Regions from separate parts of the Homo sapiens genome. Here region 1 is linked to region 2. Evidence: read pairs that join two places in POLR2A ChIA-PET (ENCODE). Cell type or tissue: GM12878. All regions are shown on one strand. Links, peaks and the distances in the headings refer to the core of each region. The heading gives the core; the rest is flanking DNA.

Region 1 (2,927 bases), core at 306-2,805, 110 kb after region 2:
TCAAGACCAGCCTGAGAAACAAAGCAACACAGTGTTTCTACAAAAAAAAATTAAAAAATTATCTGGGCACAGTGGTTATGCCTGTAGTCCCAGCTACTTGGGAGGTTGAGGCAGGAGGATCACTTGAGCCCAGGAGTTTCAGGCTGCAGTGAGCTATGATCATGCCACTGCACTCCAGCCTGGACAACATAGACCTTGTCTCAAAACAAAACAAAAAAAGAATTATTCAAACCAAATTGATGAAAAGTGTTAAGTATTAGGTAAGTAGAGTTATAAAAGTTTATTTGGGGTCACCAGGAACTTAAAACTGGCATTTATTGGGTGTATACTATATGCTTGGCATTGGACCATAAGCACTTTTGTGGATTATAATGTGATTTATTCTTCACAACAGCCTTATGCAGAAACCAAGGCTTAGAGAAGTTAAGCATCTTGTCCAGGTCATAATGCTAAGTGGCTGAACTGTGACTCAAAACAGATCTAACTCCAATGTTAGTGGCCTAACTACTGTATTAGTCCATTTTCACATGCTAATAAAGACATACCTGAGACTGGGCAGTTTGCAAAGGCAAGAGGTTTAATGGAGAAGTCACAGTTCTACCTGGCTGGGGAAGCCTCACAATCGTGGCAGAAGGCAAGGAGGAGCAAGTCATGTCTTACATGGATGGCAGCAGGCAAAGAGAGAGCTGGTGCAGGGAAACTCCCATTTTTAAAACCATTAGAACTTGTAAGACTCATTCACTATCAGGAGAACAGTGCAGGAAAGATTCACCTCCATAATTCAGTCACCTCTGACCAGGTTCCTCTCACAACACATGGGAATTACAATTCAAGTGGGAGTTACAACTGAAGATGAGACTTGGATGGGGATGCAGCCAAACCATATCAACTACTGTTACGAGTTGAATTGTCTTTACCGCATCCCTAATTCATATGTTGAATATGACTATATTTGGAGTATAGTCAGCATCTCAGAATATGACTATATTTAGAGGTAGGGTCTTTAAAGTGGTAATTAAGGTAAAAGGAGGTCATTGGGGAAGGTTCTAATCCAATATGATTAGTGTCCTTGTAAGAAGAGGAAATTTGGACACAGACACACACAAAGGAAAGATCATGTGAGGATACAGGGAGAAGATGGCCATCTACAAGCCACGAATTGAGCCCTCAGAAGATACAACCATTGCCAACAACCTTTATCTTGGATTTCTAGCCTCCAAAACTGTTAGGAAAGAAATTTCTATTGGTTAAGCCCTTCAGTCTGTGGTACTTTGTTTTTTTGTTGTTGTTTGAGACGGAGTCTTGCTCTGTCGCCCAGGCTGGAGTACAGTGGAGCGATCTTGGCTCACTGCAGCCTCCGCCTCCCGGGTTCAAGCAATTCTCCTGCCTCAGCTTCCTAAGTGGCTGGGATTACAGGCACATGCCACCATGCCCAGCTAATTTTTGTATTTTTTTAGTAGAAACGGGGTTTTACCATGTTGGCCAGGCTGGTCTCAAACTCCTGACCTTGTGATCCACCTGCCGCGGCCTCCCAGTGTGCTGGGATTACAGGCATGAGCCACTGCGCCCGGCCCAGTCTGTGGTACTTTGTTATGGCAGCCCTAGCGAACTAATAACGTCACTAATAGCACATTACTAATGTGCATACCTGGGTTTTGTTTTGTTTTTTTAAACCTGTTTTAATCAGCCTACTTTAGTGCTGTCCTTCCCATTGCCCTCTCTCTTACAAAGATATTGTGGACAGATACATTTGTTTTTTATAGACCTACAAACTTTCTTACCATTATCACATGCTGAGACATATAATAAAGGTGTACAATTCTTCAAGGTAAAAATACCTCCACATGGGCATACTCTTTCCTATAGGATAAAATTAGAGTTCTTCCCTCTTTTGAGATGTGAGCATCAATTAATAGCCCCTAAGGAGTTTATTTTCTGCAAAGATCAAGATTAATTACAATTGTTTCAAAGTAATCCGGAAATCAATGTGGAAATCTCTGGTTTTATAAAGCTAGTTATCAGCTGCTAACGAACTGTCTAAATATGCCAAAAATTGAACTTTATCATGTAGCATTTACCTTCTGAACCATGTATTTATTTATTATGGTCTGTCATGTTTGAATTTTTTGTCTTGTGTTATATATATAAATCTTGCCTCCCTAATAATGAGCTTCCTAAAGATGCACATTTTTGAATCCTCTTTAGTTAGTAAAATGTAATGAATGCATTTGTAGGTGAGCACTAAATGCTATTAAACTGAATTGTAATTTTCAGATTTAGGTATTTTGTGTACAGTTTCCCTCTAAACTCCACTTTTGAAACACTATTGAAATCAATATGGGGGATGCTGTTTTGATACATTCACTCTGCCCTTCAATTTTTTTAAGTATAATTTCCATTTTATTTTTCTCCAGAAGATAGCTTTTCTTCAGTCCTTAAAAACTCAGCTTCTTACACAGGCTTGGTAGTGGTTGTAGGGCAGCACCCGGAGGCCTAAAAATGGGTGTTTAGTCATTCCCAGCTTCATAAGAACAATTCCTGTCTACCTTGCTATGGGTGGCACCACTCACACAGTAACGCAGTTTTACATACATCTTGGGAAGCGCATAGACATCAAAGACACTCCAGAAATAATCCCTGACAGCTGTAGCCTCTACTATGTTTCAAATGATGAACTTCTTAAAATGGCCTTGTCCTTGGGCACGCATCAGGCGCAGTTTATGCAGCAAATAGACAGCATGTGGCTGCAGCTCTTTTTGGCATGACCATTGTTCCTTCTTTATTTGTCATCTTGGAAGCAAGGACTGAAGAGCTGCCTTTCAATTTTTAAAACCACAGTCTTCTTTCCTGACATGTTCCTTAGACAGTGGCTCTCTCTCGCAGCACTGTTTTCTCACCCTGGGGCTTAAGAACATAACCTATCAATG
Region 2 (2,927 bases), core at 109-2,608:
GAAATAAGAGGTACAGGTAAGGTGAAAAGTTAAAGGTTTTCAAGGGAAATCTCAGAGGATTGCCAAGTCACTGAGGACAAAAGAAACCCAGGAAAACAATTGAAAAACATGAAATGTATAGGGAAAATTTTTTTCTCCAATATAATTTATGAAGTTCCTGGAGGTGGCTAGTTATTATCAATCCAGAAACATGGGATCTGAGAGATGGAGAAGCGTAAAATGTTAGAAAACAAGTTCAAAATATAATCCAAATGGACTGCTCCTGGAAGGGAAGTGCTGGGTACAACCAGAATAAATTTTTTGGACATGAATAGGTAAATATGAATATTTTTAAAGCTTTTAATAAGATTTCAATAATTTAAAATTTTTAATAATTTAATAATTTGTAAAGTTTTAATAGTTTTTTGTGGGGTTTTCTTTGCATTATCTAAGGAGAATGCCTTTTTCTTGGATATTTAAGACGGTATCCACGGGACACCATTTCATTTATAACATATAATTGTAGAGTGAATGATTGTGAGGCAGATGTGAGGTGAAACTGAAAGAAGGAAGACATAAGTCATCCAGTATTGGGCTGGGATTGTGCTGGGACTAGAATGTAGGTCTCCAATCCAAAGGTCTAAAATTGTTTTTAAACCAAGACCTATATTTTGGTTGCTTTTATGTCAAGACCATGACTATATGTACGTACTTACATACACATAACTGAAGAGATACTTACCCTTACACTGAGGCACTCTGATGTTTTTTGTTCTATTGTATTGTATTTCCTTTTTTTTTTTTGAAATGGAGTCTCATTCTGTTGCCCAGGCTGGAGTGCAGTGGCACAATCTCTGCTCACTGCAACCTCCCAGGTTCAAGCAATTCTCCTGCCTCAGCCTCCTGAGTAGCTGGGACTACAGTCATGTGCCACCACGCCTGGCTATTTTTGTATTTTTAGTAGAGACAGGGTTTCACCATGTTGGCCAGGCTGGTCTCGAACTCCTGACCCCAAGTAATCCGTCCGTCTCAGCTTCCCAAAGTGCTGGGATTACAGGTGTGAGCCACCATTGCCCAACCTATTGTATTGTATTGTATTGTATTTTAAACTTCTCCCCGGATCCCAAGAAAATCCCCAAACCAAAAGGCTGACCACAACCCACTAAATCGATTTTACAATAGCTTGTAGTTTTGAAAAAACACTAAGACCTATCCCACTGTTCCTACCACCTCCCCGTTCCCCACTCTGATCTGCCACAACCCATGAGAGGCTGTAGATGACGAGGTGTTACAATGAATAATGGAAGTGCATGTGTAGGTAAGGATGTGAGTCATCATGCCATCATTACAGCAGCTTGTGCTGGCAGTTGGAAATTTTAGGAGATGATGGACTTATAGACTGAGACTTATGTGTTAGACAAAGCATTCATGGACAAAGGTGACTGCAGGCATGGAATAGGCAAGAAAGTTTAACTCCTTATCCATAGCCTATTTAAGATTAAAGATAGAATTTCTGCCAAAAGTAATCAAGTTTTAAACATTTTTAAATTATTTTCAAAGTTGGTGTTGTATATAGTTGTGTCTTTTTTGAATGGACATGTTCCCATTTAATTACCCCCCAAAATAATCACTTTCCTTTAATTTTAAGGAACTGTAACCAGTGATTTCAGTGAAACTGAAACTGGCTTTAAAATAGATGCAGCAGTTGCAAGCAAAAAATAACTTGTTAGCTCTGTATGTGGTTTATTTCTGTGAGTGTACCAACAAGATTTGTTAATAAAGCACATTAGATTGGATAAATAATTTTATTTTTCCAAAACTTGTATGACATTAAATATCAGGAACATTTTCAATAGCTTCTAAACTGGTAATTTAACTAATGTGACTCCAAGTTATTCTAATACCCTTCTGTTCCTATGGTTTCAACTAGGCCAAAATCAGAAAACATATTGACCCATCAGGCTTTACTTTGAACAGTCATTTGGTTACTTTTAATATTGAAATCAAGACCTAAATAAAAGATGTTTAAAGTGCCTAATATGAATATCCTGTATTTTCCCAGGGAGTCAGTTTTTATTAAATATCATACTTTGATTTTTGCCTTATAGTTAAAAATGCTGCCATTGCAGAGCTTCTTAAACTTGGATTTTGGCTTCAGAGACTCTGAATTACCAGAAATTTGAATTTCTTTGTATGAACATATGAGCATTTTGTTTTTCTTAGTAACATAATACATAGCTTTTTTTTTTTTTTTTTTTTTTGAGATAGAGTTTTGCTCTTGTTGCCCAGGCTGGAGTGCAATGGTGCCATCTCAGCTCACTGCAACCTCCGCCTCCCGGATTCAAGCAATTCTCCTGCTTCAGCCTCCCGAGTAGCTGGGATTATAGGCATGCACCACCACGCCCAGATAATGTTCTATTTTTAGTAGAGATGGGGTTTCTCCATCAGGCTAGTCTCATACTCCCGACCTCAGGTTATCCACCCCCCTTGGCCACCCAAAGTGTTAGGATTACAGGCGTGAGCCACCACACCAGGCCTCGTAATATATAGCTTTATTAAGTGCATATACACATAATCTTTATAATTCTTGATCTGATTACCTGTTTTTCTACATATTTTTATTCAATACCATTTATATTGTATCAGGTTGAATTGATGAAATTACCATTCCTGTTGGTCAGAAACTGTCAGGTATTTGATTGGTTTATGATTTATGATTCAGTATTTTATGCCTCCTTACAGCTCAAATAGGTGCATATGTAGCTTAGCTCTATGGCCATGTAAACTTTTCCTGAGAATTATTCTCCAAAGGCTAAGAAACAAGTCTTTTTTTTTTTTTTTTGAGATGGAGTCTTGCTCTGTCACCAGGCTGGAATGCAATGGCGCGATCCCTGCCTCCTGCAACCTTCGCCTCCCTGGTTCAAGCAGTTCCCCTGCCCAGCCTTCCG

The links. Peaks named below come from ENCODE experiments on the same cell type or tissue, not always from the same donor. Only the 100,000 strongest peaks of a DNase experiment are listed, where the experiment ranks them.
Region 1: POLR2A ChIA-PET joins it to region 2 with 5 read pairs; 3 of 35 experiments call an interaction of 5 or more read pairs at or near these places.

Annotation. Positions count from the first base shown.
Region 1 is chr1:174,919,650-174,922,576 of GRCh38, forward strand. All of the region lies in intron 19 of RABGAP1L (RAB GTPase activating protein 1 like), which reads left to right. It also overlaps the pseudogene RPS26P12. Among named protein-coding and RNA genes, the nearest start is that of RABGAP1L-AS1, 33 kb to the right of the region's middle. In GM12878, for the core only: no CTCF peak of the experiment used is centred there; no DNase peak of the experiment used is centred there.
Region 2 is chr1:174,813,930-174,816,856 of GRCh38, forward strand. The region is part of intron 19 of RABGAP1L (RAB GTPase activating protein 1 like); the gene reads left to right. Among named protein-coding and RNA genes, the nearest start is that of RABGAP1L-AS1, 140 kb to the right of the region's middle. In GM12878, for the core only: no CTCF peak of the experiment used is centred there; DNase peaks (open chromatin) are centred at 1,335 and 1,675; H3K4me3 peaks cover 1,000 bases; H3K27ac peaks cover 1,167 bases.